Regions from separate parts of the Homo sapiens genome. Here region 1 is linked to region 2. The links are chromatin loops, found by intact Hi-C in ENCODE. Cell type or tissue: mammary epithelial cell. All regions are shown on one strand. Links, peaks and the distances in the headings refer to the core of each region. The heading gives the core; the rest is flanking DNA. Region 1 holds the start of SYNC (syncoilin, intermediate filament protein). Region 2 holds the start of LOC124903969 (a long non-coding RNA gene).

Evidence for each region. Peaks named below come from ENCODE experiments on the same cell type or tissue, not always from the same donor. Only the 100,000 strongest peaks of a DNase experiment are listed, where the experiment ranks them.
Region 1: it touches region 2 in a loop (4-fold over the local background); 1 of 110 quality-filtered maps calls a loop at or near these places.

The regions. Positions count from the first base shown.
Region 1 is chr1:32,695,205-32,710,312 of GRCh38, reverse strand. It overlaps SYNC (syncoilin, intermediate filament protein), which reads left to right and starts at 7,543. Exons shown (of 5, transcript NM_030786.3): 1 at 7,543-7,705; 2 at 14,269-15,108. The coding sequence starts at 7,653. RefSeq lists silencers at 6,994-7,083, 7,134-7,183 and enhancers at 6,544-7,309, 7,310-8,075, 14,892-15,108. In mammary epithelial cell, for the core only: no CTCF peak of the experiment used is centred there; a DNase peak (open chromatin) is centred at 6,542; H3K4me3 peaks cover 2,129 bases.
Region 2 is chr1:33,053,550-33,068,657 of GRCh38, reverse strand. LOC124903969 (a long non-coding RNA gene) reads right to left here and starts at 12,154. Exons shown (of 2, transcript XR_007065697.1): 1 at 11,850-12,154; 2 at 9,752-10,096. RefSeq lists an enhancer at 13,236-13,530. In mammary epithelial cell, for the core only: no CTCF peak of the experiment used is centred there; a DNase peak (open chromatin) is centred at 7,727; H3K27ac peaks cover 430 bases.

The sequences.
Region 1 (15,108 bases), core at 4,373-9,372, 360 kb after region 2:
TCTCCTGCCTCAGCCTCCCGAGTAGGTGGGATTACAGGCATGCACCACCATGCCCAGCTAATTTTGTATTTTTAGTAGAGACGGGGTTTCTCCATGTTGGTCAGGCTGGTCTTGAACTCCCGACCTCAGGTGATCCACCCACCTCGGCCTCCCAAAGTGCTGGGATTACAGGAGTGAGCCACCGCGCCTGGCTGTGTTATCTAATTTTACAGAGAAGAAAACAATTTCCATGAAGTGGAGTGACTTTCCTAAGGTCACACAGCAAGTAAGCGCTCCAAAGCTTGGATTCATACCCTGGCTCTCTAGAAGCAGTAGGTCAAGGCTGGGTGCGGTGGCTCATGCCTGTAATCCCAGCACTTTGGAAGGTCAAGGCTGGAGGATCGTTTGAGTTCAAGAGTTCAAGACCAGCCTGGGCAACATGGTGAGATACCCCTCTATCTGGCTGTGATCTGTACAAAAAATAAAATATTTAGCCGGGTGGGGTGGCACACACCTGTGGTCCCACTGATCATACCACTGCACTCCAGCCTGGGCAAGAGCAAGACTCTGTCTGAAAACAAAAAACAGAAGTGGTGGGTCTGAGGGCCCTGCCAGGGCATCTCTGTACCACCCTCCTCCCACCTCTAGACGGGTTGCTGGAGCTCTTGGCACAAAGAAAGTGAGCAGAGGCCAGGCGTGGTGGCTCATGCCTGTAATCCCAGCACTTTGGGAGACCCAGGAGGGCGGATTGAAGGTCAAGAGTTCACGACCAGCCTGGCCAATATGGAGAAACCCCTTCTCTACTAAAAATACAAAAATTAGCCAGGTGTGGAGGCAGGTGGCTCAGGAGGCTGAGGCAGGAGAACCCAGGAGGCAGAGATTGCAGTGAGCCAAGATCATGCCATTGCACTCCAGCCTGGGGGACAAGAGCAAGAACGCCGTCTCAAAAAAAAAAAAAAAGTGAGCAGAATGGCCTCCACCTGCATCAGTAGTAATGGGGAATGTGCTACTCTCAGCTTGGAGAGCAGCTCCACTTCCAGTGGCTCATGTGTTGAGCCTCACATTTGATTGCATTTCACAACAACCCTGTGAAGAGGGTGTTAATTGCCCATTTTGCTGAGAGGGAGCTGAGGTTCAGGGAGGTTGGTTTCCCAGGGTCCTATAGGATCTGCTCTGGGGTCTGGTAGAGACAGCTGCCAAGGCCATGCCTCCCCTGCTGCCCTCTGGTGCCTCTCCACTTCCCAGCTCATCCATCCATTCCTCCCACACGCATGTCCACTCACTCACAGTCCCCTGCCTGCCCCATTCTACCAGCCACAGAAACTACAGTCCTAAGACAGAGGGACCCCTTGGGTGGGGACCCTGCCTGGAGTGGCACCCAGAAGTCTTCACTCGAGATGAAATTTGTTCACAACTTTTCTGATTCTGGTTTTTGGTGCGTTTTTTTTTTTTTTTTTTTTTTTTTTGAGACAGAGTTTTGCTCTTGTTGCCCAGGCTGGAGCACAGTGGCACAATCTTGGCTCACTGTAACCTCCACCTCCCAGGTTCGAGCAGTTCTCCTGCCTTAGCCTCCCAAGTAGCTGGGATTACTGGCATGAGCCACTACACCCAGCCAATTTTTGTATTTTTAGTAGAGACAGGGTTTCACCAGGTTGGCCATGCTGGTCTCGAACTCCTGGCCTCAGGTGATCCACCTGCCTCAGCCTTCCAAAGTGCTGGGATTACAGGCGTGAGCCACCACGCGTGGCTCTAGTTTTTGTATTTTTATTTTATTTATTTATTTATTTGTTTATTTATTTATTTTTTTTTTGAGACAGAGTCTCGCTCTGCTGCCCAGGCTGGAGTGCAGTGGCGCAATCTCAGCTCACTGCAAGCTCCGCCTCCCGGGTTCAGGCCATTCTCCTACCTCAGCCTCCCATGTAGCTGGGACTACAGGTGCCCGCCACCATGCCCAGCTAATTTTTGTATTTTTAGTGGAGACGGGGTTTCACCGTGTTAGCCAGGATGGTATTGATCTCCTGACCTCGTGATCTGCCCGCCTCGGCCTCCCAAAGTGCTGGGATTACAGGTGTGAGCCACCACGCCCGGCCTAGTTTTTGTATTTTTAGTAGAAACCGGGTTTCACCATGATGGCCAGGCTGGTCTTGAACTCCTGACCTCAGGTGATCCACCTGCCTTGGCCTCCCAAAGTGCTGGGATTACAGGCGTGAGCCACGGAGCCCAGCCGGTGGGGATTTATTTATGTATGTTTTTGGAGACAGGGTCTCACTTTGTTGCCCAGGCAGTAGGGCATCATGCAGTAGTGTGATCATTGCTTACCGTAGCCTTGAACTCCTGGACCCAAGCAATATTCCTGCCTCAGCCTCCCTCACACCTGGAATTAGAGGTGTGAGCCACCACACCCAGCTGTGGGGGGTATTTAGAAAGAAAGTCTCCCTAAGTTATCTGTCCAGGGCCCAGCTTTCTAAGGTTCAGTTTTTATCTTAGGGATCTCAGCAGGAAACAGCGGCACACTCAAACACTCAGTGTTTGCCAGAAGAGGATTTAATGAAGAGACCATTCACAGAGGTGTGGGCAGGAATGGCGGAGCACCTGGGACTCGCAATGGTGGAATGGAATCATTACCCCTGGGCCTGAAGGAGCAGGGGAGGGAGCCTTGTTAAGGAACCTGGCCAGAGCTGTACCCATGGGTACAAACCACCCAACAGGAGCCATGGCTTTTGGGGGAGGAATATAGTTAATGCCAAAGTCACAGGCAGGGAGGGGGCATAATAAATATCTTTATCTAGGCTGGGTGTGATGGCTCACACCTATAATCCCAGCACTTTGAGAGGCTGAAGCGGGTGGATCACCTGAGGTCAGGAGTTTGAGACCAGCCTGGCCAACATGGCAAAATCCTGTCTCTTTGTATTTTGTAAAAATACAAAAATTAGCTGGGTGTGGTAGCACATGCTTGTAGTCCCAGCTACTTGGGAGGCTGAGGCACGAGAATCACTTGAACCCAGGAGGTGGAGGTTGCAGTGAGCTGAGATCATGGCACTGCACTCCAGCCTGGGTGACAAAGCGAGACTCTGTCCCCCCAAAAATAAAAAATAAAATAAAAATAAATATCTTGATCTCACTCTCCTCCCTCTCTGATCTCCTGCCAGGGTCCCCAGTTTGGCCAAACCCCACCTGAAACCAGAAGGCAAGGGGGCCCAGGAGACGCTGGCCGCAGGAGTCAGCTCCTGGACACAAAGCTCTGAGAAGGAAGGTTAGGCTAAGAGTAGCCAGCCCAGGGGCCTCTCTCCTCCTCCTGGGTTTGGCTTTGTGGAGGGGCTGAGAGTTAAGAGTGGCTGCGCTTGTCCTTCAAAGCAGAGTCTGTGCCTGATTCCTGATTCCAGAACAGCTTTTCTCATCCTTCCAGGCCCAGGTACTTTGTTCACGAGGCCATCCCCAGTCCCGGAGTTAATTTCTCCCATCCATCCCTGGCTTCCCTGGTTCTCAATGTCTATCACATCACTCAGCCCAGTGATTTGGCATTATTTTCTGCATAGGTTTTTCTCCCCAGGAGACGGTTCTAGCTTCCTCTACACTGAAAGCTTCTTGCAGGCTTGGGCCAAATAAGGCTGTTTGCTCTGACACAGGGCCCAGCACAGCCCAAGTGCCAATGTTTGCCAAGTGAGCTGAATCTTATGGGCTCAAATACCTCACACTGCCTTGCTGTATGCAATCTGGGCACATGTGTGTCTGTCTCCCTGAGTAGACTGGGGCTCCTGAGAGGTGAGTGGCCCAGGCCTAGCACACAGCAGGCATCAAATATTGCCTAAATTAGCCTAAGTAAAACCATCCTCCTTCCCTTCATTCATTCAACAATTTTTTTGGAGCTTCCAGATAGCTGAACATATGGAGGTTCCTGGAGGATGGTGTGCCCAGGGAGGGGATGGAAGCTTCATGCCCCTTCCTCCATAACTCTGCCCTATTCATCTCTTCATCTGTATCCTTTTCAATATCCTTTATAATAAGCCACTAAAGCTAAATATGGCCATGTGACTGAGCTCTGGCAATAGGACACAATCAGAAGTGGTGTGAGGTGAGCGACCCCTCCTTTTTACTTTCATTGGATAGAATGAGGCATTAGAAGGGAGCTTGGACTGGTCTTGGATGGGTGTGGATTAGGGCCACAGTCTGGAGATGGTGGAAGACCAAGCTGTGATTCTGCATCTTTGGCAGATTGTATTTTCCCAAGACAGAGGCAATACTATATCCCATTCCATAAGCTCTTCTTATACTGTGACTTTGACACACCCTTCCCATTAAAAGGTGGCATCTATGTCCCCTCCCCATGAGCTGGAGGCCCGGGTTTTTGTGACTGCCTTTAGCAACAGAATAGGTCAGCAGTGACAGTGTGTAGCTTCCAAGGCTAGCTCAAAAAAAATGCCTTTCACTTCTGCCTTGTTCTTTTGGGACGTTTACTGTTGGGACTTAGCCACCATGCCATGAGGAAGCACAAGCAACCCGTGGAAAAGCCCATGTGGAGGAGAACCAAGACCCCCAGCCAAATACCCTGCTGAGCTCCCAGCTGACAGACCGCATCAACTTGCCAGCCACATGAGTGAGCTGTCCTGGACGCGAGTTCTGCAACCTCTGGGCAAGCCACCTCAGCTGATGCCACGTGAAGCAGAAATGAGCTGCCTCCACCAAGCCGTGCCCAAATCACAGATCTGTGGGTAAAATAAATGATTGTTATTATTATAAAAAACAAAAACAAACAATTTTTTTAAGGTCCTACTATGTGGTAGTCCCTGTGCTGGGCTCTGGAGACACAGCAGTAAACAAGACACATAAAGTCTCTGCCCTCATGGGGCTTCCATTCTAGTGGGGAAGCAGAGAAGAAAATAATTGAAAATGAATAGTATTGGCCGGGAGCGGTGGCTCATGCCTGCAATCCCAGCACTTTGGGAGGCCGAGATGGGCGAATCACGAGGTCAGGAAATCGAGACCATCCTGGCTAACACGGTGAAACCCCGTCTCTACTAAAAATACAAAAAAATTAGCTGGGCATGATTGCAGGCACCTGTAGTCCCAGCTACTCCGGAGGCTGAGGCAGGAGAATGGCCTGAACCCAGGAGGCGGAGCTTGCAGTGAGCTGAGATTGCACCACTGCACTCCAGCTTGGGCAACAGAGTGAGACTCCGTCTCAAAAAAAAAAGAAAGAAAATGAATAGTATTGTTGCAGATTGATAAGTGCTGCACAGAAAATAAACAGGGTGACAGGGATAAACAGTAAATGGGGTGAGGCATGGTGGCTCCTGCTTGTAATCCCAGCACTTTGGGAGGCTGAGTCTGGAGGATCCCTTGAGGCCAGGAGTTTGAGATCAGCCTTAACAACATAGTGAGACCCCATCTCTATTAAATAAAATTTTACAAAACCCAACAAAACAAAAAAGCCCATAACAAAAAAATAAATGGGTGGACATTATGGGCAGGGGGTGGGGAGGCATCAGAGAAGGCCTCTGTGAGATGTGATCTGAGACCTGAAGGAGAGTAAAAGGTGGGCTGTGAAGAGCTGGAAAGGGTTTTCTAGGCAGAGGGAGCAGCAGAAAAGGCCTGGCTGGGTGTGGTGGCTCACTCCTGTAATCCCAGCACTTTGGGAGGCTGAGGTAGGAGGACTGCTTGAGCCTAGGAGTTTGAGACCAGCCTAGGCAACACAGTGAGACCTCGTCTTTACAAAAAATACAAAAATTATCCAGGTGTGGTGGTGTGCATCTGTAGTTCCAGCTACTCGGGAGGCTGAGATGGGAGGATCACCTGAGCCCAGGAGGTTGAGGCTGCCGTGAACCATGATTGCACCACCGTACTCCTGCCTGGATGACAGAGTGAGACCCTGACTGCAAGAAACAACAGCAACAAAAAAAACAACAACAAAGGCTTGGAGGTGGGGAAGTTTCTGGGACCCTGGGGAATTCAGGGTTTCAGCCTAAAGAAGCGCTGAGCAGGAGGGTAGGAGCGGGTCAGAAATTCAGTCCTAGGGACAGCCTAAGGCCAGGTCCTGGGCTGGGGGTTGGAGGGGCAGAGCCAGCTCTTCTGAATGCCACCCTTGCCGCCTGTTGCTTGGTACCACAGCAAACAGAGCCTCTGGCAGGCCTGCCCTTGCTGCCTTAGCTCTCCTCTGGCGGGCAGCAGATGTCAAATGCCCAGCAGCTGAGGCTTCGCCAGCCTCCTCCCCTGGAATAGTTCGGGGGTAAGTCAGAAAATGACCAGCAGCCTCAAAACCTGGCTTTTTCTCGTGCGTACCTTACAAGGGTATATTTGGCTGCCCTGGGTGTTAAATCTTCCACCCCCTTGCATTAGACAGAGAAATATAAATATACAGCCACAGGCAGCACACTCAGACGCGAGGATGAATGAACATTTATCAACCCCCAGTCACGCACAAGCACACAGTCAGAGTCACAAGCGGGACCATATGCATGCCCCCCACACAGAGTCAAAACCGCCAGCCCCACAAAGACACTCCACCATGGCACAATCACCACACACATTCACCCTGAGATCACACAATCACACATCCACATGCTCACACACAGACATGTACCCCACAATCACCGCAGAGTCACACAGGGGCACACAAGCCCACACACATTCAACACCACGGCATGCTTCCCCCACCGGCCTCCCAGGCACCCCAGCCCCTGGGGCTTGTTATGGTGCCAGCATTCTTCTGCGATTGAGTCAAAGACCTCCCCAGACAGGGTAGCTAAGTGGAAAAAGGAATCCGAAGGAAGAACGCCTGAAGCCCAGGTCTGGGAAGGGGCCCAGCAGCTTCTCTCTTGGGGAGAAAGACGTCAGTGCTGGTTTGACCCTCACACTAGTGGGCTGAGGACGTGGGGGGAGGTATGTCTTGAAGTTGACAGAAGTGGGCTGAGTGGGGTGACAGGTGGAGCAGGAGAGAGACCCCAGGAAGCCTCAAAGGGTGGGGCAGAAAGTGGGGTTAAATATGGACTCAATGTGATAGGCGTAAACTCCTCCGCAGTTCTCTCTAACCCCAGCCACCCAGCCCGCCCCCAGGCTCCAGGCTGTCCCCAAACGCGCGGGGTGTGGCCGTGAACCCTCCTCCCCGGCCGCGCCCTGCCCCGCCCTTCACGACAGCTGCCGGGGACAGCCCGGAGTGCCCAGAGGGTGGCTGCGGCCCTTCCCCTCTTGGGTGGGGACCAGAGGGCGCTGAGCGGCAGCGGACACCCCCAAACACTCGCGGGAGAGGGGTGCTGGCTCCCTTTGAGCAGCCCGCCCAACCCTGCCTCCACCCTCCCAGGCTGGACAGGGAAGGTGCTCCCTGGGGCTTCAGACCCCCCTTCTGACTCCCCCTGCAACGGGACCTCACGAAAGGAAGGGTGGAGAGAAGGTTCGGGAAGACGAGGGGGCTGGGAGGTTTGGAAAGACAGCTCCAGGCCCCCGTTCCCACCCCCGCCCCAGGCTGGTCCGGGAGGGGCAGCCTCTCCCCGCCCCCAGGTCCGCGCGGCCGCTCCCTCCTCCCCCGGCAGGAGCCCCGGCCAAGTGGGCGCGCCCGGCCCGGGGCCGGCCGGGATCCGGTGTCGGTTGCAGCTGGCAGTGCGGCGGGCGCGGGCGCCGGAGCGAGGGGCCCGCGGGCCCGGCTATTAATAACGCGGCCGCCAGCCCGGGGTCGCGCAGCCATGGCCAGCCCGGAGCCCCGGCGCGGCGGGGACGGCGCCGCCCAGGCCGCGAGGTAGGACAGTGCCGGGCCCGCGTCGCCGCCCCGCTGGGGAAGGGGTGCTGCTGGACGGGTTCCCTTTCCCCCCGACCGCGGGCGTCTTTCGCCTGTCTAGGGGTAGTGGTCCAGCCGGGGTGGGGCACTGGAGCCGCCTCGTGAGGGGACATCGGGGAGTCGGGCCGTCCCGGGGTCCTGGCACCTCCGTTTGTCTGTGGCTTTTTATAATACCCCTCCCCCTCCCGGGACTACATGAAAATTAACCCTTCCAGGCGAGTGGGCATCCACCGCTCAAGTGCCATTTGGCCCATAGCAGCCAAAGACACTTCTCGCTAGCCTTCATTCCTCCCTGCAAATGTCAGTTGGAGACAGAGGCCTCCCCTGCTGAAGTGGCTGTGTGGAAGCCACTTGGTGCAAGGCTGGGCATCTGCCAGCTTGAAGTTAAGAGTCTGTCAGGGCTTGTTCTCTCCCGTCTGGCCTGGGATGGGTGGGGGAAGGGTCCAGGGGCCCTCCCCACTATCCCTCCTGGCAGGGCACGGCTGATTATTGGGGGAAGGGACCTGTGGCTGAGGGGTTTGGGGTGAGGTGTATTTCTGTCCCAGGTCATACTGTGGCTCTGGGACTTCCCAGTGTACCAAGAGGTGAGGGTGCAAATACATAGCTCCCGACACCCCTTCACTGTCACACAGGGGCACAAAGCTGAGCGGTCTTACACACACACACTCACCCATACTGCTGTCCACACCTACAGCTACAGTCAGACACACGGACTCTTGCCTGCACAATGTCACATGGACTCCCAGCCACATCCCTGAACAGGGTTGGAGAGCTCTGCGGTTCTCTGGGGACAGGGACAGAGTGGCAGAGGCAGGCTGCCCAGGGCCCAAGGAAGCCCGAGGTCAGGGGCCCCAACTAAGCTGGCTTCCTCTCCTCTGAGCCTCCTGTCATCTGCTTCTTTCCCTCCTCTCTCTGTTTAAAAGAGGCGGCTGTGTGAGGGCAGCACCCAGCAGAGGCCTGGCACCATGGGTGGGGTGGTGGAGGCAGCACGATGTGTGCTAACAGCACAGCTTGGAGGTCAGGAGGCCTGGGTTTTACTTCCAGCTTTGCCATTCGACCTTGGGCAGATTTCCTCCTTGGAGTTCATCTGGTTTCTGCCTGTCTGCCCTTACAGAGCCCCACCCTAGGATATAGAGCAGAATGAGAACTCTGCTTGTCCTTAGGAAACTCACTATCAGGGAGACAGACACATGTACTTCTGTAACTGGAGCAATAAGTGTGAAGATGTGCTGCATACAGAGTGCCCTGAGAACACACATGGGGCTGTCTGGGAGATACTTTACGGAAGAGATGAAGTTTGAGCAGGGCTTGAAGGATGAGTAGAAATTTGTTAGATAGATAGAAGTATATTGTGGGCCCGGCGCGGTGGCTCACGCCTGTAATCCCAGCACTTTGGGACGCCGAGGTGTGCGGATCACCTGAGGTCAGGAGTTCAAGACCAGCCCGGCCAACATGGTGAAACCCGGCTCTACTAAAAATACAAAAATTAGCCAGGCGTGGTGGCGTGTGCCTGTAATCCCAGTTACTTGGGAGGCTGAGACAGGAGACTTGCTTGAACCCAGGAGGCAGAGGCTGCAGTGAGCGGAGATTACACCATTGCACTCCAGCCTGGGCAACAAGAGTGAAACTCCATCTCAAAAAAAAAAAAAGTATATTGTGACTGCTGCATGCCAGGCTTTTTATATGTGCTGTAGTTACCTCTTTTGGACCTCACGCCTATCCTAGGAGGGTGGTAAATACTGCAGGCCTTCTCCAGCCTCCACCACTTACAACAGTTGTGGAACCTTGTGTGAGTTCTTACTCTGTGCATTGGCTTCCTCATCTATAAAATGGAGATAATAGATGAAGATTCTTTCTTTCTTTCTTTTTTTGAGACAGAGTCTTGCTCTTGTTGCTCAGGCTGGAGGGCAATGGCGCAATCTCAGTTCACTGCAACCTCTGTCTCCCAGGTTCAAGCAATCCTCCTGCTTCAGCCTCCTGAGTAGCTAGGATTACAGGCACACACCACCATACCCAGCTAATCGTTTGTATTTTTAGTAGAGACGGAGTTTCACCATGTTGGCCAGGCTGGTCTCAAACTCCTGACCTCAGGTGATCCACCCGCCTCGGCCTCCCAAAGTGCTGGGATTACAGGCGTGAGCCACTGCACCCAGCCAATAGATGATGAGGATTCTATAAATGAGTATTCATGTAAAATGCCTAGAATAATCTTGAACACGGTGAAGTCATTCCAAGGTGGGCGGCTCGGCACGAGAATGATGAAAGGGCCGTCTGCTGGGAAAGCAGGGACTGTTGAATATCAGAGTGAGTTTGGCTGGCTGAGCAGGTGCATCCTTCCTGGCCCTGGCTCTAGGAGCTCTGCCTTCCCAGGTAGTACAGGGTTCTCTAGTTAGGTGGTTTTTGAGAAGCTGCAATTCTCAGCTGGACACCGTGGGCTTAGAGTAGGAGGTGTAAAAAGTTAATGCAAGCTCTAGGATGTCAAGCATTGGGTGGGTTGCAGGAATAATGTGAGAGGAAGCTAAAAAAGGTATGTTTGGGGCCGGGTGTGGTGGCTTATGCCTGTAATCCCAGCACTTTGGGAGGCCGAGGCAGGCGGATCATGAGGTCAGGAGTTCGAGACCAGCCTGACCAAGATGGTGAAACCCTGTCTCTTCTAAAAATACAAAAAATTAGCCAGGCATGGTGGTGGGCGCCTGTAGTCTCAGCTACTCGGGAGGCTGAGGTAGAGAATTGCTTGAAACCAGGAGCCGGAGGTTGCAGTGAGCCGAGATTGCACCACTGCACTCCAGCCTGGGCAACAGAGCGAGACTCTGGCTCAAAAAAAGAAAAAAAAAAAAAAAGGTATGTTTGGGCCACATCTTTAAGGACCTTGAAACCATGCGTAGCAATTTGGGTATTTATTGGTGAAGTGGAGCAATAGTTCACTCTGTGTTGTAGCAAGTTAACTGTGGTGGTGTAGAGAATAGATTGAGGTGAGGAGAGGAGGAAGTCCTTTTAGAAGACCAGGACAAAAGTGCCAGTGAGACAGGATGTCTTGGAGTAGGGCCCTGATAGTGGGATGCAGAAGAGGGGGATGGAGACTGTAGTCTTTCTAAGATAGAAAGGTCACTTTTTGGCCAGGCGCAGTGACTCGTGCCTGTAATCCCAGCACTTTGGGAGGCCATGATCCCTGGTGGATCACGAGGTCAGGAGATTGAGACCATCCTGGCCAACATGGTGAAACCCTGTCTCTACTAAATACACAAAAATTAGCCAGGCGTGGTGGCAGGCACCTATAGTCTCAGCTACTCAGGAGGCTGAGGCAGGAGAATCACTTGAACCCAGGAGGAGGAGGTTGCAGTGAGCTGAGACCACGCCACTGCACTCCAGCCTGGGCGACAGAGTGAAGCTCCATCTCAAAAAAAAAAAAAAAAAAGAAAAGAAAAGTCACTTCTCAGTGAACTGGCTATACAGGGGAGGGAAAGAGCTGTCTGAAGATTTCTTGCCTGTGGCCGGATGTGGTGGCTCATGCCTGTAATCCCAGCACTTTGGGAGGTCTAGGTAGGAGGATCGCTTGAGCTCAGGAGTTTGAGACCAGCCTGAGCAACATAGTGAGACTTCATCTCTACAAAAAGTTAAAAAATTAGCGGGTGTGGCGCTACGTGCCTGTAGTCCTGGCTACCCGGGAGGCTGAGGCAGGAGGATGGCTTGAGCCGGGGAGGTTGAGGCTGCAGTGAGCTATGATCATGCCACAGTACTCAGGCCTGGGCGACAGAGGGAGACTCCATCTCAAAAAAAAAAAAAAAGACAAAAACAAAAAAACAGAAACAGGAAAGACCAAAGCTATTTGCATTTGAGGGGCAAAGCAGCAAGAGAACACTCCCCAGTGGGAACTGACTGAGCTGGCAGGCAATAGGCAGCTGGGTCAAAGAGCTCAGATGTCAGAATGATGGAATCTGACTTCAAGAGCGTTTGACAGGATAGAAGGGTGGGCCAGTTCTAACAAGATGAACTTTTACAGAAACAAGAAATGTTGCTTACAAGCACTTGGTATGAAAAACTTTTTTTTTTGATACAGAGTTTGGTTTTGTTGCCCAGGCTGGAGTGCGGTGGCGCAATCTGGGCTCACTGCAAGCTCCGCTTCCCAGGTTCACACCATTCTCCTGCCTCAGCCTCCCGAGTAGCTGGGACTACAGGTGCCCGCCACCACGCCTGGCTAATTTTTTTGTACTTTTAGTAGAGACGGGGTTTCACTGTGTTAGCCAGTATGGTCTCGATCTCCTGACCTCATGATCCGCCTGCCTCAGCCTCCCAAAGTGCTGGGATTACAGGCGTGAGCCACCACGCCCGGCATTTTTTTTTTTTTTTTTTTTTTGAGATGGAGTCCCGGTCTGTCGCCCAGGCTGTGGTGTGATCTCGGCTCACTGCAACCTCTGCCTCCCAGGTTCAAGCGATTCTTGTGCCTTAGCCTCCCGAGTAGCTGAGATTACAGGCATGCACCATCATGCCCTGCTAAGTTTTGTATTTTTAGTAGAGACGGGGTTTCACCATGTTGGCTAGGCTGATCTCGAACTCCTGAGCTCAGGTGATCCACCCGTCTTGGCCTCCCAAAGTGCTGGCATTACAGGCGTGAGCCATCTCGCCCAGCCCTGGGGCACTGTTTTTGATACCCATCCCAATTTCTAGCTCTTGGGGAACTTAAGAATAAAGGCAAATTAAAAAAAAATCCTCAAAAGAGTGACAGTCTGAAAGCTGTCATTTGTGTCACAAGGATATGACACAAATGAAGAGGGCACTGGAAACCTGGACATGTATGGAATAACAAAGATAAGCTGGGTTTTTTTTGTTTTTTTTTTTGACAGGGTCTCTGTTGCCCAGGCTGGGGTGCAGAGTGGTGCAGTCATGGCTCAGCACAGCCTCGACCTCCCAGGCTCAGGTGATTCTCCCACCACAGCCTCCCAAGTATCTGGGACTACAGGTGTACACCATCATGCCCAGCTAATTTTTTGTATTTTTTTGTAGAGATGGGGTTTCGCCATGTTGCCCACGCTGGCCTTAAACTCCTGGACTCAAGAGGTCTTGGCCTCCCAAAGTGCTGGATTACAGACATGAGCCACCGCACTTGACCACGGTTATCTTTTTTTTTTTTTTGAGACGGAGTTTCGCTGTTGTTGCCCAGGCTGGAGTGCAATGGTGCAATCTCGTCTCACTGCAACCTCTGCCTCTTTGAAGTTCAAGAGATTCTCCTGCCTCAGTGAGTATCTGGGATTACAGGCATGCACCACCACGCCCGGCTAATTTTGTATTTTTAGTAGAGATGGGGTTTCTCCATGTTGGTCAGGCTGGTCTTGAACTCCCGACCTCAGGTGATCCGCCTGATTCGGCCTCCCAAAGTGCTGAGATTACAGGTGTGAGCCACCACGCCTGGCCGACCATGGTTCTCTTTAAGTGTTTAGATAACTTACACAGAAAAGAAGGTAGAAATATCTGATCCTAGAAGGAAGAATCAGGTAAATCCAGTGGCTAAAAGTTACCAGGAATTGCTGGGCATGGTGGCTCAATGCCTGTAATCCCAACACTTTGGGAGGCTGAAGAGGGCGGATCACTTGAGGTCAGGAGTTTGAGACCAGCCTGGCCAACATGGTAAAACCCCATCTCTACTAAAAATACAAAAATCAGCTGAGTGTGATGGCACGTGTCTGTAGTCCCACCTACCTGGGAGGTGGAGGCTGAAATGGCACCACTGCACTCCAGCCTGGGTGACAGAGCAAGACTCCATCTCAAAGAAAAAAAAAAGTTATAAGGAAGGTTTTACCTCAACATTATAATTTTATTAGAACTGGGCTGGGCGCAGTGGCTCATGCCTATAATCCCAGCACTTTGGGAGGCCGAGGCGGGCAGATCATGAGGTCAGGAGTTTGAGAACAGCCTGACTAACATGGTGAAACCCCATCTCCACTAAAAATACAAAAATTAGCCGGGCGTGGTGGTATGTGTGCCTATAATCCCAGCTGCTCAGGAGGCTGAGGCAGGAGAATCACTTGAACCTGGGAGGTGGAGGCTGCAGTGAGCCAAGATCGCACCACTGCATTCCAGCCTGGCAACAGAGCAAGACTCCGTCTCAAAAAAAAAAGGCGTGGTGGTGCTACTTGGGAGGCTGAGGCAAGAGAATCGCATGAACTGGGGGACAGAGGTTGCAGTGAGCCGACATCACGCTATTGCACTCCAGCCTCGGCAATACAGCGGGACTCCATCTCAAAAAAAAAAAATTATTATAATTGTGGAACAAACAGTGGTGCCTCAGGTATGTCGAGTCCTTGGAGCTGCATAAGCAGAGACCATATGGTGATGTCGCTGGGATGCTGGCAGGGGATCTACACCGTGGTTGGGTGTGTGGAGGGGTGGATTGACAGAGTGGAGGGAGCAGACGAATGGCTGCTGACATCTAAGAACCTGAGGTAGTCTAGGCCCATGGCTGCTGGCTCCAGAATTGCACCATCCTGGGATTGTGGCTGCCCTTTCACTTTCAATCATTTCTTTTGCAGGAAAACAAGAGTAGAGGCCAATTCTCCTCTTCCAAAGAACTCTGGATCCCTAAATGAGGCAGAAGCCTTGAACCCAGAAGTTACTCTATCTTCAGAGGGGTCCTTAAACCTCGAAGACATTCTCTACCTGGAGGACACAGGTGACCTTGATGAGACACTCTATGTGCAAGAGACTGAGAAGGCAGAGGAGGCCCTGTATATTGAGGAGGCCATGCAGCCAGATGAGGCTCTGCATGTGGAGGAGCCTGGGAATCCAGAGGAGACAGTGTGTGTGGAGGAAACCACGGAGCCAGATCGGATACAGTTTGTGGAGGGGCCCGTGGAGCCAGGAAAGCCCACAAGCCCAGAGCACGTTGTTTATGAGGGAGAGACAGTCACAAGGGCGGAGAAATCTAACCCTGAGGAGAGCCTCAGAGCCGAGCAGAGCCCCAGCATGGAGGAGAACCTGAGCATAGAGGACCTGGAATTGCTAGAGGGGCGTTTCCAGCAGTGTGTCCAAGCTGTGGCCCAGCTGGAAGAGGAGAGGGATCAGCTCATCCATGAGCTTGTATTGCTCCGGGAACCAGCCCTGCAGGAGGTACAGCAAGTCCATCAAGACATCCTGGCTGCCTACAAGCTCCATGCCCAAGCAGAGCTGGAGAGAGATGGCCTAAGGGAGGAGATCCGGCTGGTCAAGCAGAAGCTTTTCAAAGTGACAAAGGAATGTGTGGCCTACCAATACCAGCTGGAGTGCCGCCAGCAGGACGTGGCTCAGTTTGCCGATTTCCGGGAAGTGCTGACTACAAGGGCAACCCAGCTCTCAGAGGAACTGGCCCAGCTCCGGGATGCCTATCAGAAGCA
Region 2 (15,108 bases), core at 5,232-10,231:
TTTCTCGTCAGGTGGGACGAGAGACTGAGAAAAGAAAGAGACACAGAGACAAAGTATAGAGAAAGAAAAGTGGGCCTAGGGGACTGGCGCTCAGCATATGGAGGACCTGCACCAGGAGGACCTGCACCAGCACCGGTCTCTGAGTTCCCTTAGTATTTATTGATCATTATCTCTGACATCTCGGAGAGGGGGATGTGGCAGGACAATAGGGTAATAGTGGGGAGAGGGTCAGCAGGAAAACATGTGAACAAATGTCTCTGTGTCATAAACAAGGTTAGAAAAGGTGCCTTTATCTTCCCATTTTAGGGGAAAGAATGAGCTGAACCTCCTATGCAAAGTGGAATGATGATTCTCATTCTCCTGACAAGAAATAAAATAAGTAGCCTCCAGGCATTCCTTTCCACCAGAGGAGCAATTGTTTTTTAAATAGCCCTTTGGTGCCCAGTCTATTACTAAACCGTATGAGTCATTTTTTAATATTACTGCATGTGAGTTAACACAATCTTCCCAAATTAAAGTTTTAGATGGGCCCTCAAAATTTTTAGGGCATGGTTTTCCTGCAGGTTTATATTGAAAGTATGGGGTACCTCCCATTATTCCCCCTTTCATTTGTTTTAAAGGAGAAAGTGAGTGGCCAGAGACTAAATGTCCTGGTTCTTCTGTAGCTGATCTCTCCGGAAGATAAGCAGCCTAGACTTGAGTTTTTAGATGGATACAACCAGGTGCGTGTCTGAGGCACAGAGGTGGGTATTTATAACCTATGGTAACATTAAATGCAGTGCCTTCTTCTCCTGGTTGAGCAAGGCAATGGTCATCTGTAGCTCTAGGCATCTACACACTATTGTTAGTGTAGATTTTTGTAGGAGCATCAATCTAGGTGAGAGGTCAAATAAGTGGAGGAAAAGGCACATAAGCCCAATAAGAATAATTTTGTGTAGAAGGTAAATTAGTGTGAGAGGAAACTGGTGAGACAGAAAGTATAAGGAGGAGAATCATTAAATAAAACCTATTGTAAATGAGATTGAGTGCTGAAGGAGGAAGAGAACAGAGGGATGTTATTTTCAGGCTAATAGAAATGGTGAGATTTTTAGGTTTGTAAGGAGAAAAAGAGAGGTAATTAGAAGTGGGATTAGTTAGATGGGTCTCCATTGCCATCAGGGAGGATTGAATCAGACCCATTGTGATTTGGTGTGCCTGCTTCTGAGGAGTCGGCACAGATCTCACTACGTCTGAGGGCAGTCTGTGACACAGACGTCTTTTCTTTGTGGTTTTTGTTTGATGATCTCCTGGTGAAACACAAGCATATTCTCTTTCCTACGTTAAGGAGAATAAGAGACAATATTTAAAGGTTTGGGGAAATCCTGTAAGGCAGTAATTACAGCAATTAACTCTGCCTTTTGAGCAGAGGCATAAGGGGTAGAAATAAGCTGTCTGTAGGTCTTAAATAATTAATGTTACCTAAAAGTTTTTGGAAGTCATTTAAAGTTTTCAAAGAAACTCTCTTAATTTGAACTTTTTGAGGTTGAATACGTTGTTTATCGACCACCATTCCTAAATATTGAACAGGAGTGGTCTGTTGAATTTTATCCTGAGTGATGTGTAATCCAGCCTCTGTAACACAGCGGCTTAAAATTTGATAACAGTCAATTAATTCTTTATTAGTTGGGGTAGCAATTAAAATATCATCAATATAATGAAGAATATAGGCCTGGGGAAATTGGGCTCGAACTAGTGAAAGCACTTGTCCGACATAAAGCTGGCAGATTGTAGGGCTATTCAGCATTCCCTGAGGAAGTACTTTCCATTGATAATGAGCTGCAGGCTCCTGATTATTGATAGATGGTACAGTAAAAGCAAATTTTTTACAATCCGATTTATGTAAAGCAATATGAAAAAACAATCTTTAAGACCAATAACTATGAGAGACCAATTTTTAGGTATTAAAGCAGGGGCAGGCATGCTGGGTTGGACAGCTCCCATAGGTTTAATTACAGCGTCAATGGCCCATAAATTGGTTACCATACGCCACTTGCCTGATTTCTTTTTTACTAGAAACATAGGAGAATTCCAGGGGGAAAGAGAAGGTTCCACATTTCCAAGTTGTAACTGTTCAGAAACCAATTGAATTAAAGCCTCCAGATTTTCTTTAGAAAGCAGCCACTGCTGAATCCAAACAGGTGTGTCAGATTTCCATTGTAAAGGGATAGGATCAGGAGGCATGGCAGTGGCCACCACTAAAAAGGATAATCTAAACCATTACTGTCTTATTTTATAGTAATTGGGAGGGGTTTAATAATCCCTTCATGCTTCGGACCGAGACCTAGCCCAGGAACAAACCCATGTTTTTCATCATATGCCGACCGGGAACACTATAAGAGTTATATGGAATATTAATTTTAGCCTCAGTATCTACTAGGCCCTCAAAACTTTTTTCCTTGAATGTGTATGGTGAAGGTGGGCCGTTGTTTAGAAATTGTATTAATCCAATAAGCAGCCTTTTTACCACCAGAGTCTATCCCAGAGCCACGTGTCTTATCTCCTTTGTTTAAAACGATATTAGGTAGTAAAAGCAATTGAGCCTGTTTAACAGTAGTAAAAGAAACAGGAGCTTGGCCTGGGGCACGTAATTTATCCCAAGCTCTCATACACACCTTTGTTACTTGTTTTGTGGTAGGAGCATCAAAGCCTACTTGGGCTTAAGTATCAGAGAAACTATTGGAGCCTGTGAGCTGAGCCTGAGTAGTTAGAATGCCATTAGTCTGATTTAGCTGAGCCTGAACATGGGCCTCCTCTGCCCACCAGGCTGAGATGGGGTTAGAACAGCTTTTTGCCAAAAGGTCCAAGTCTAAAGGAAGTAAAGTGACCTCCATACAAAAAGTTTGTAATACCATTTTAACATAAGGAGAAGTAGGACCATACTGACTGAGTACAAGCATCCTTAAATTCTTTTAAAAAAAGTAAGATTGAGCAGTGCATATCGACACAGACCGGTTGAGGAACCGAAACGACAGGAGGGTGAGGGGCTGTAGTGGATGGGGGAGGGCCTGGAGAATTATAGGTAAATTGTAGTTTGGTCCTGGAGCCATTTGAAGAGACAAGAATTAGCATATCTATGGTCCTGGGCTGTGTGAGTCATGGCCGCGGGAGCTTCAAGTACCAGTTCTTCATGAAAAGAAGATAAGTAGGGGGTAACTTTAAGCCAAAGTCACCAGAGTTAGACATTGAATTTTCAGCATCGTTAGGTGGGGGAGGAGTAGCCGAAGGAAGAGGCTGATCAGATAATGAAGGCCGTGTGGGAGAGGAAAGTTGAGGAGGTATTAGGATGGCACGTTCCAAGGCCTAATCACCCCAAACAGTGACGGGAACATAATTCCCTGCTGGGACCAGCTCCCAGAATGTTGAACCAACACGATCCCATACTTTTACATATACGGTTCCTTTTTCAGGAAACCAAGGACAGTATTTTTCCAACACCCTGAATAGAGTGACCATATTTTCCATGGTTACTCAGACCCTTCCCTGTTTTAACAGGTCTACATCTAAGGTTCCTTTTTCTTCTAATTTTAACGTTTCAGTATATATCACCTCCTGTAATTGATTATAGTCAACATTTTGTGTTGACCGAGCCATTACCGGCTCTGCTACATATTTACAATGTGAACTTTCCATTCCTTTTCGGGATTCTATCCCTGCCTCTTCTTCACAATCTATTACACAGCTTTCAGGGGCATCAGAAACTGAAATGCTATCTTCTTCTGTTTGAAACAGTTCTAAAGCTACTTTAATAATGACCCAATCATTCCATATTGTAAGTGGGATGATTTTACCCTCCCTACTTGCTTGTTTTAATTCTTTGCCAATTTTTTCCCAATCTTTTAGATCTAAAGTTCCTTGTTCTAGAAACCATGGACAGAATTGTTCTATTGTTTGAAATAGCATGATTAGAGTTTTTGTAGAGACTCTAACTCCCCCTGTTTTTGAAATAATTTTAATAGAGCTAAAAGGCATATTTACTTTTAGTTTGCCCCATTGTTACCCTAGGTTCTTCCGAGCACACAAGCTTACCACAAGGCTGACTGTAGACTTACTCGGGAATCTCTCATTGACTTGTCCTCAATGACCACGCTCGAGCGTACCTTCACCCTAGAGAAAAGCCCCACGTTGGGCGCCAGATGAAGGGGTGGCCTGCCCCTCCACACCTGTGGGTGTTTCTTGTCAGGTGGGACAAGAGACTGAGAAAAGAAAGAGACACAGAGACAAAGTATAGAGAAAGAAAAGTGGGCCTAGGGGACCAGCACTCAGCATACGGAGGACCTGCTCCGGCACTGGTCTCTGAGTTCCCTCAGTATTTACTGATCATTATCTCTACCATCTCAGAGAGGGGGATGTGGCAGGACAATAGGGTAATAGTGGGGAGAGGGTCAGCAGGAAAACATGTGAACAAATGTCTCTGTGTCATAAACAAGGTTAGAAAAGGTGCTGTGCTTTGATGTGCACATACATAAACATATCTGGTGCATTAAAGAGCAGTATTGCCACCAGCATGTCTCACCTCCAGCCTTAAGGAGGTTTTTCTGTTATCTCAGTAGATGAAACATACAATCGGGTTTTACACCGAGACATTCCATTACCCAGGGATGAGCAGGAGACAGATGCCTTCCTCTTATCTCAACTGCAAAGAGGCCTTCCTCGTTTACTAATCCTCCTCAGCACAGACCTTTTATGGGTGTTGGGCTGGGGGACAGTCAGGTCTTTCCCTTCTTACGAGGCCATCTCTCAGACTATCACATGGGGAGAAACCTTGGACAATACCTGGCTTTCCTAGGCAGAGGTCCTTGCAGCCTTCTGCAGTGTATTGTGTCCTTGGGTACTTGAGATTAGAGAGTGGTGATGACTTTTAACAAGCATACTGCCTTCAAGCACTTGTTTAACAAAGCACATCCTGCATAGCCCTAAATCCATTAAACCTTGAGTCAACACAGCACATGTCTCTGCGAGCACAGGGTTGGGGGTAGGGTTACAGATTAACAGCATCTCAAGGCAGAAGAATTTTTCTTAGTACAGAACAAAATGGAGTCTCTTATGTCTACTTCTTTCTACATAGACACAGTAACAGTCTGATCTCTCTTTCTTTTCCTCACATGTTTCCTCCAGATATTCCCATGGCTCACTCTGCACAAAGCACACCCTCACTTCCTGCAAGTCTTTGTTCAAATGTCACCTTCTCAAGGAGGCCTACCCAATCACCCCTTTAAAATTTCAACCTGCCTTTCTGTGCACTGCTGTCACTCTTAATCCTCTTACCACTCTCTACTTTTTCTTCTTCGACAACACCTTTCACTTTCTAGGATACTTTAAAATTTATAGGTTAAATCTGTTTGTAATTTAAGCTCCCTAAGGACAGGAATCTTTGAACTTTTTGTTTACTGATATATCCCAAGCCCTTAAAGCAGTGCTTGGCACACAGCAGATGGTCCATAAATACCTATTGAATGAATAAATAAATGGGGTAACCCAGGGTCATAGCGAGTAAGTGGCATGGTGCTTTCATCAGACCCTATCATGGGTCAGCTACTGCTCTCAGAGCTCTTCTGTGACATCCTCTCGGGCTGCCTAGGTTCTCAATGGGCCCATCTATGACACTGCTTTATGTAGCCTCTAGCCATTGTGGGGTTGACCCAAAACAAAATTATGAGCTCTCAATTTTGCCATTGTTACCTCTGATGTTTCTTTTTTCTTTTTGAGACAGAATCTCCCTCTGTTGCCCAGGCTGGAGTGCAATGGTGCAATCTTGGCTCACTGCAACGTCCACCTCCTGGGTTCAAGCAATTTTTCTTCCGCAGCCTCCTGAGTAGCTGGGGTTACAGGCACATGCCACCATTCCCAGCTAATTTTTGCTTTTTGGGTGTTTTTTTTTGAGACGGAGTTTCACTCTTGTTGCCCAGGCTGGAGTGCAATGGTGCAATCTTGGCTCACCTAAACCTCCACCTCCTGGGTTCAAGTGGCTCTCAGCAACCCCCCACACACACCCTTATCCTCCAATCTACCCTGAACCCCAGCCACTGCCTCCTAGGCCAGGTTCCTTGATGTGCACATCTCTGATTGGCCAGACCTGGGGCTTCAGCCCCTTGCCCAAGATGAGATCAGCCCCATTCTTACCATATGGAATGAGAGCGGGGAAGGTATGGTTCTCTAGTAGAAAAGTGGGGTGTTGTAACATGAAAAGGGGGAATGAATTCTAGCCAGGAAAAAAATGCCAATGGATTCGCTTATTCTCCTGCCTCAGCCTCCCAGGTAGCTGGAATTACAGGCATGTGCCACCACGCCTGGCTAATAATTTTTGTATTTTTTTAGTAGAGATGGGGTTTCACCATGTTGGCCAGGCTGGTCTTGAACCCCTGACCTTGTGATCTGCCCGCCTCGGCCTCTGAAAGTGCTGGGATTACAGGTGTGTGCCACTGCTCCCAGCCTGATATCCCTTTTTCACTGCTTTCCCCACTCCAAAACCACTCTTTGCCCTAATGTTTCTCCCACATGGCAACTATTTCCATCTCATATGGCAAGGGGCAGGGCAAAGTGGTGCAAAAACACTGGGCAGGGAGTCCTTAGAAAGGACCCACTTCCCTCTTTGGGTCTCAGTTCCCCACTCTGAGATTCCCATGATCTCTGAGACTCTTGGTGACTCTGATAGCATCTGCCAGTCTAATACCTTTATACATTGACCTAGGGAGTCTGGGTTGAGATTTGTGGACTTTTCCCTGATAGCAGAATGTGTGGCTCATTCTCCCATGAAAAGCATCACAGGGAATAGATGAAAAAAGTGTTTTCAAGTCTATGGTTACTGCTTCCCTGCCTCTGGGTTTGAGAACTAGACAAATCTGGATTTCTATCTAAAGCTGCCACATCACTTAGTAGTTCTATGACCCTGCCAACTTGCTTCAGCTTTCTGAGTCTCAGTTTTCTCCACTGTAAGATAGGTTTAATAATATCTTCTCCAGAGGGTTGTTGGAAGGAGCAAATAAAAAGATGCATGCAAAGCACTTTGCCTATTACCTGGGACACAGAAAGTTCCAAAAATAGCAGCTGTTATTAGCACCTGTCTTAATCCATTTTCTGTTGCTTATAACAGAATCCCTGAACCTGGGTAATTTATAAAGGAAAGGAATTTATTTCTTAGAGTTATGGAGGCTGTTAAGTCCAAGGTGGAGGAGCTGCATCTGATGAGGACCTTTCTGCTGGTGGGGACTCTCTGCAGAGTCTCAATATGGTACAGGGCATCACATGATGAGGGGGCTGAGCAAGCCAGCTCAGGTATCTCTTCCTTTTCTTATGAAGCCACCAGTTCCATTTCCTGATAACCCATTACTCCATCAATCCATTAATCCATGAATGAATTAATCCATTCATTAGGGCAGAGGCCTCATGACCCAATCACCTGTCAAAGGTCCCACCTCTCAATACTGCCACACTGGGGACTAACCTTAACACGAGTTTTGGAGGGGACAAACATTCAAACCATGGCAGCATCTGAGCCCTGAGTGGATTCCTGCTGCAGCTGTGGCCACATGGTCAGGGAGCATTTCTGGAGTCCTCTCTGCATAGTAAGTGTGGGCCTGAGCCCTGTGTGCAGCTGCTGTGGGGCTGGTTTGGTGGGCGGTGTCTGCGGCTATTTTGGAGACACCAGTTCCTATTGTCTAGACAGAGTTCCCTAAGGCCATCATCTCCCCAGCATAGAGGCTGAGCCCAGAAGTCTGAGTCATAGAAAGCACTTGAAAGTCCCTGGGAAAGCCATCTGGGCCAGGAGCACTTAGAATATTTTTCCCTACATGTTTCTTTTATTGAAATATTATATTCATCTTTTATTGCTGCATAACAACTCAAAACTTAGTAGCTTAAAACAACAAACATTGATTATGTCACCCAGTTTCTGAAGGTCAGGAATTAGGAGGCAGCTTAGCCATGTGGTCTGGCTCAGGGTCTCCCATGAGTTTGTGGTCAAGCAGACAGCTAGGGCTGCCAACATCTGAAGGCTTTAACTGGAGCTGAAGAATCCACTTGCAAGCTCACTTACATAGCTGTTGACAGGAGGCTTTAGTTTCTTGCCCCTCGGATTTTTTCATAGGGATGCCCAACACATGGGTTCTCCAGAATAAGTGACCTGAGGGAAAGGGAGATTGAGACCAAGACAGAACTGCAGTGTCTTTTTTTTTTTTGAAATGGAGTTTCACTCTTGTCTCCCAGGTTAGAGTGCAATGGTGCGATCTCAGCTTATGGCAACCTCCACCTCCCAGGTTCAAGCGATTCTCCTGCCTCAGCCTCCCGAGTAGCTGGGATTACAGGCACCTACCACCATACCTGGCTAATTTTTTTGTATGTTTAGTAGAGATGGGGTTTTGCCATGTTGGCCAGGCTAGTCTTGAACTCCTGACCTCAGGTGATCCACACGCCTCAGACTCCCAAAGTGCTGGGATTACAGGTGTGAGCCACCACGCCCGCCCTGCAGTGTCTTTTATAACTAATCTCAGAAGTGACACCCCATTACTTCTGCCAAATAGACCAACCTGATACAGCGTGGGAGGGGATAATACAAGGGCATGCACACCAGTAGGCAGGAGTCTTTGGGGGCTCTTTGAGGTTTTTTGTTTCTTTGTTTTGAGACAGAGTCTCGCTTTGTCACCCAGCCTAGAGTGCACTGGTGTGATCTCGGCTCACTGCAACCTTCCAGGTTCAAGCGATTCTCCTGCCTCAGCCTCCTGAGTAGCTGGGACTACAGGCGCACACCATCATGCCCAGCTAACTTTTTTGTATTTTTGGTAGAGATAGGGTTTCACCATGTTGGCCAGGCTGGTCTTAAACTCCCGACCTCAAGTGATCCGCGCACCTTGGCCTCCCAAAGTGCTGGGATTACAGGTGTGAACCACCATGCCTGCCTGGGGAATCTTTTGAATGCCACCTGCCATGGACATAATTCACATATGATGAAATTCACAGATCTTAGGCGTACAGTTTTATCAGTTTTAACAACGGAATATGTTTTTTTTTCGAGATGAAGTCTTGCTTGCTCTGTCGCCAGGCTGGAGTGCAGTGGCTTGATCTTGGTTCACTATAACCTCCCCTTCCCGGGTTCAAGCAATTTTCCTGCCTCAGCCTCCTGAGTAGCTGGGATTACAGGAGTGCACCACCGCATCCGGCTAAATTTTGTATTCTTAGTAGAGACAGGGTTTCACCATGTTGGCCAGGCTGGTTTCGAACTCTTGACCTCGTGATCCGCCCACCTCAGCCTCCCAAAGTGCTGGAATTACAGGCGTGAGCCACCACGCCCAGCCCAACAATCAAATATTCTAATATAACCCATATTCCTATCAAGGTTTTGAACATTTTCATTATGTCAGAACATTCTCTCATCCCCTTCCCAGTCAATTCCCCCTCACTCCAAGTAACTACTGACCTTATTTCCATCTCTATATAATCCACAGTTTTGCCTGGTCTAGAATGTGATAACATTGGAATCATAGAGTATGTACTCTTTTGTGTCCAGCTTCTTTTGTTCTGCATAATGATTTGAGATTCATCTATGTTGTTGTGTATCAATGGTTCATTTCTTTTGATTGTTAAGTTAGGCACTCCCACCTTTGTGTGGTTCTCACCCTTATTAAATGTGCCCTGTAACATGACATCTGGCAGTTAACTCTTCATTTCTACTTCTACTAGACTGTGACCTACTAGACTGTGACCAACTCAAGGACAGAGGTTGTATGTATCTCATTTATTTCTGGGTCCCCAACATGAGCTCAGTGCCTGGAAGGCAGTAGACCTGGGAACTGTCACATCCTGGAATTTGGGAGTTGGCTTGATGGGAAGTAGGGGACTGCAGGGAGTTGAGGGGCACTGACAGGACACCTGATCACTGGGGCTGGAAATCACTCCAAGACCCACCATTCACAGGCCCCATGAGCTCAGAGGGCTCTCCAACCAGAAGTTCCAGGACAGAGAGGGGGTTCCAGCCCAATAAACACAGAGTGGGCAGTGAGTCCACAGCTGTTACTCTAGGGCTCGGTCTTCCGGCCACTGGAAAACTCACCAACTGGGGACGGGCCTGAAAAGAAAGTAAAAATCGATTTTCTCTCACTTGTTTCTCTTCCCCTTTCACCCAGAGGGTGCACCTGACAACTAGACCCAACCGTCTGGCAGAGTTTGAAGCCCCTGCCCCCTCCAGCCCCACCCTCTCATGCTGCTCACACTGGCCCCACCCTCAGCAGGGCCATGAGGATATGAGGGTTGAGGCTCCAACACCTGCAGGCTTTCTGGAATCCCAGAAGCCCTAAAGCATAGACTTAGGGGTCAGAGCTGGCACTGAGTTCCTGCTTTACCACCCTCTGGTTGTGTGGCCTTGGCCAGATTACTTCCTCCTCTGTAAAACAGGGCCATAATTCCAGCTAGCAGGGTAGGTAAAGGGCTACTTACCTGACGGAAGTAGAGGGCTAAGTGCTGTGGATGGCAGAGAAAGGATGGGGTGACTTGGTGGTGGGAGGAGCCTGTGAGACCTTCCGTGTTTTTCCAGAAAGGTAGAATTAGCACCAGAGGGCCAGGCGCGGTGGCTCATACCTGTAATCCCAGCACTTTGGGAGGCCAAGGCGGGCGGATCACCTGAGGTCAGGAGTTCAAGACCACTCTGACCAACATGGCAAAGCCCTGTCTCTACTAAAAATACAAAAATTATCTGGGCATGGTGGTGCATGCCTGCAATCCCAGCTACCTGGGAGACTGAGGCAGGAGAATCGCTAGAACCCGGGAGGTGGGGGCTGCAGTGAGCCAAGATCACACCACCACTGCACTCCAGCCTGGATGACAGAGCAAGACTCCATCTCAAAAAAAAAAAAAGGCCGGGCACAGTGGCTCACGCCTGTAATCCCAGCACTTTGGGAGGCCGAGGCGGGCGGATCACGAGGTCAGGAGATCGAGACCATCCTGGCTAACACGGTGAAACCCTGTCTCTACTAAAAATATTTTTAAAAAATTAGCCGGGCCTGGTGGCAGGCACCTGTAGTCCTAGCTACTCGGGAGGCTGAGGCAGGAGAATGGCGTGAACCCGGGAGGCGGAGCTTGCAGTGAGCCGAGATCGCACCACTGCACTCCAGGCTGGGCGACACAGCAAGACTCCGTCTCAAAAAAAAAAAAAAAAAAAAAAAAAAAGAATTAGCGCCAGAGTCCACAAATGAGAACAAAAGCTGAGAAATGCTCCACCTTCCAAGCTCAGAAGCTCCCCTGAAGGGTTGATAGGAAGTGCTATTTCAGCAGAACTAGCACTATGTAGTGCTGTTCTATGCAGGAGCTATGCAGGGCTTGTGAAACGAAGCCATCTGTCCCTGTCTCCCTCAGGGTAGGGCAGGCAATTCCCCCAAGACAGGTTTTGCAATATGACCTTTTTACTTTGTCAAGGGGACCAGTCAAATTCTCCTCCTGGCCTTGGTGACTGCTACTAACCCAGAGAATGCAGCAGAAGTTACAATGCACCATTTCTCAGGCTAGGCCAAAAGAAACCTTGTAACTTCTTCCTTGGTCTCTTAGAAAGCTCAGTTTACAGGCACTCATTTTTGGTACCCAGGTGCTATGCTGTGAGAAGCCAAGCCACATGGGGAGGCCACGTTTAGGTTCTCCAGGTGACAGTCCCAGCTCAGGCACTGGTCATGTGAGTGAAGCAACCTCCAGGTGATTCCAGCCCCCAGCCATTTGAGTCTTCCCAGCTAAGGTCCCAGACATCATGGCGCAGTGTATTAGTTATGCACTGTTGCATGGCAAGTTACCCCCAGAATGTAACAGCTTAAAACAATAAATATTTATCATCTCACACAGTTTCTGATAGTCAGGAATCCAAGAGTAGCATATCTGGGTGATTCTGATTCGAGGTCTCTCATGAAATTGCAGTTAAGCTGTCGGCAGGGCTGCAGTCATCTACTTTCTCTGGGGCCAGAGGATCCATTTCCAAGCTCATTCATGTGGCCATTGGCAGGAAGCCTCAGTTCCTCTCCAGGTGGGCCTCTCCATAGAGGCAGCTGGCCTCACAACACGGCACCTGGCTTCCCCAAGGGAGTGATCCAAGAGACAGAGAGGCAGAAGCCACAATATCTTCTTTTTTTTTTTTTTCTGAGACAGAGTCTTGCACTGTCACCCAGGCTAGAGTGCAGAGTGGCACAATCACAGATCACTACAGCCTCTACCTCCTGTGTTCAAGCAATCCTCCTGCCTCAGCCTCCCAACTAGCTGCGACTACAGGTGTGAGTCATTGCACCGGCTAATTTTTTTTTTTTTTTGAGACGGAGTCTCGTTCTGCACCGGCTAATTTTTAAAAATTTTTTTGTAGATACAGGGTCTCCCTATGTTGCCCAGACTGGTCTCAAACTCCTGGCTTTTCTCAATCAAGTAGAAGCGATCCTTCTACCTTGGCCTCCCCAAGTGCTGGGATTATAAGTGTAAGATACCGCGCCCAGCCTCACACTATCTTCCACAACCTAGCTTCAAAAGCGACATACTATCACTTCTGCTATGTTCTATTGGTCACACAGACCAACTGATATGGTGTGGCAGGGGACTACACAAGGGGGTGAATACCAGGGGGGAGGGGACTTTGAGAGCCATCTTGGAGGCCACCTACCGTAAGCAGAGACCAGTCATCCCCACTGTGCCTTGTGAAACTCCTGACCCACAGATTCCATGACCATGATGAAATGGTGATTGTGTTATACCTCGAAGTTGAGGCTGATCCGTTAGTTACACAAGCTAACTGGAACAGAGCTAACTAGGACAGTAGCTAACTGGAACAGAGCCAAAAGAATCATTCATCAGGTGTGCGGTGCCACCAGAGGGCATCTGACTTCTCCTTCCCTGATGATGTTTGCTGAGCAACTACACTTGCCAACCTGTCCTGGTGCTACGAAATAGGGGAAAGGGCATGGAGAGGGAAGGCCAAGGATGTGATCAGGTGGCAAGGAGTGGCAGAAAGATGGATTCTGAGATTTTTTCTGAGACAGGCCTGTGTCCACAGGCCCCAGGCTGGGGCTGCAGAGGGTAGATGTGATGGGGCAGCAGGCCTGCGGGGGGCAAAGAGGTGCACTGTGAAGGGTGAGCCAGAGGCCACCAGCAGAGGAGAGCAACTAGGCACCAAGCCCTTTTGCAGCGTGCTACTCCATCACCCCGTGTCTACAGATAAGGAGCTGAGCAGCTGTGATGTCTGAGAGGACAGGAACACAGACACCTCGCGAGAAGCGAAGAAGAGGTCAGCCAAGGGCCAGCAGGGGACATCTAAGGAAACAAGTCCTTTTTTTCCTTCTTGTTTCTCCCCACCAGAGGGCAGACAAGAGAGAGCAGACCCATCTCCCCTCCATGCCATAGGCCTGCCTGCTGGACTGTGAGTCCCAAAGGAGACTGACCTTCGAAAATGGAAAGACCAAGTTAATGGCTGAAACAAGAGACTGCATTAATAACTAAAAACGACTGAAAAGTTTTGGAACCAGCTGGAGATGTCATCAAGGGGGCCAAATGTCCGTCAGGAAAGGGGATGACAGATTACAGTTGGTAGAAATTATTTTTAAAAATAACTGTTAGGCCAGGTGCTGTGGTTTATGCCTGTAATCCCAACACTTTGGGAGGCTGAGGTGGGTGGATTACCTGAGGTCAGGAGTTCAAGACCAGCCTGGCCAACATGGCAAAACCCCATCTCTACTAAAAATACAAAAATTAGCTGGGTGTGGTGGCATGCACCTGTAATCCAGCTACTCAGGAGGCTGAGGCAGGAGAATCGCTTGAAACCAGGAGGCGGAGGTTGCAGTGAGCCGAGATCCCACCACTGCACTCCAGCCTGGTGACAGAGCAAGACTCCGTCTCAAAAAAAAAGAAAAAGAAAAATACAAAAATCAGCTAGAGGTGGTGGCACCCACCTGTAGTATAGTCCCAGCTACTTGGAGAGGTCGAGGCTGAAGTGAGCTGTGATCGTGCCACTGCCCTCTAGCCTGGTCAATAGGGTAAGACCCTGTCTCAAAAAAAAAAAATTTTTTTTTGTTTGACGTTTACTTTAAGATTTTGATTTTTCTCAATCAAACTTGTCCCCAGAGTTATTGTTGTTATTGTCCTTGGCTGCTCCTCTTTTATCTCATTCATTCGCTCACACATAAGCACTTATTGTATGCCAGGCACTGTATTTGGCACTGGCCCTGGGATGCTGTGATAAGCAAAACAGACTCAATCTCTGTCTTCATGGAGCTTATAATCCTCCTGGAGAGGGAGATTTTTTTTTTTCTGAGACAGAGTCTTGCACTGTTGCTTGGGCTGGAGCGCAGTGGCGCAATCTTGGCTCACTGCATCCTCCACCTCCCAGGTTCAAGCAATTCACCTTGCCTCAGTCTCCCAAGTAGCTGGGATGAAAGGCACCCGCCACCATGTCCAGCTAATATTTTTGTATTTTTTTAGTAGAAATGAGGTTTCACTGTGTTGGCCAGGCTGATTTCAAACTCCTGACCTTGTGATCCGCCCATCTCAGCCTCCCGAAATGTTGGGATTACAGGCGTGAGCCGCTGCGCCTAGCCTTTTTTTGTTTTTTTTGTTTGTTTGTTTGTTTTGAGATGGAGTCTCGCTCTATCGCCAGGCTGGAGTACAGTAGCATTATCTTGGCTCACAGCAACCTCCGCCTCCTGGGTTCAAGTGATTCTTGGGGCTCAGCCTCCCGAATAGTTGGGATTACAGGCACACACCACCAACCCAGCTAATTTTTGTATTTTTAGTGGAAACGGGGTTTCACCATGTTGGCCAGGATGGTCTCTATCTCCTGACCTCGTGATCTGCCCGCCTCAGCCTCCCAAAGTGCTGGGATTACAGGTGTGAGCCCGTCCTGAAACGTAGATATTAAATAGTTAATCGCATAAATACAGGCTATGATAAGTACAGTTAATTAGAAGTATAGCCAATTAGTCACACATCCTGTCCATTCAACTTCCATATCTCATAAGCCTTCTGCCACTTCTCTCCATCCCGGATGTCTCTGCCTTGGTTCAGGTTATTTCTTTGGCTGTGATCTGTTACCATCCAGCCCTTTCTCCACCCTTCCCCCAAGAGATC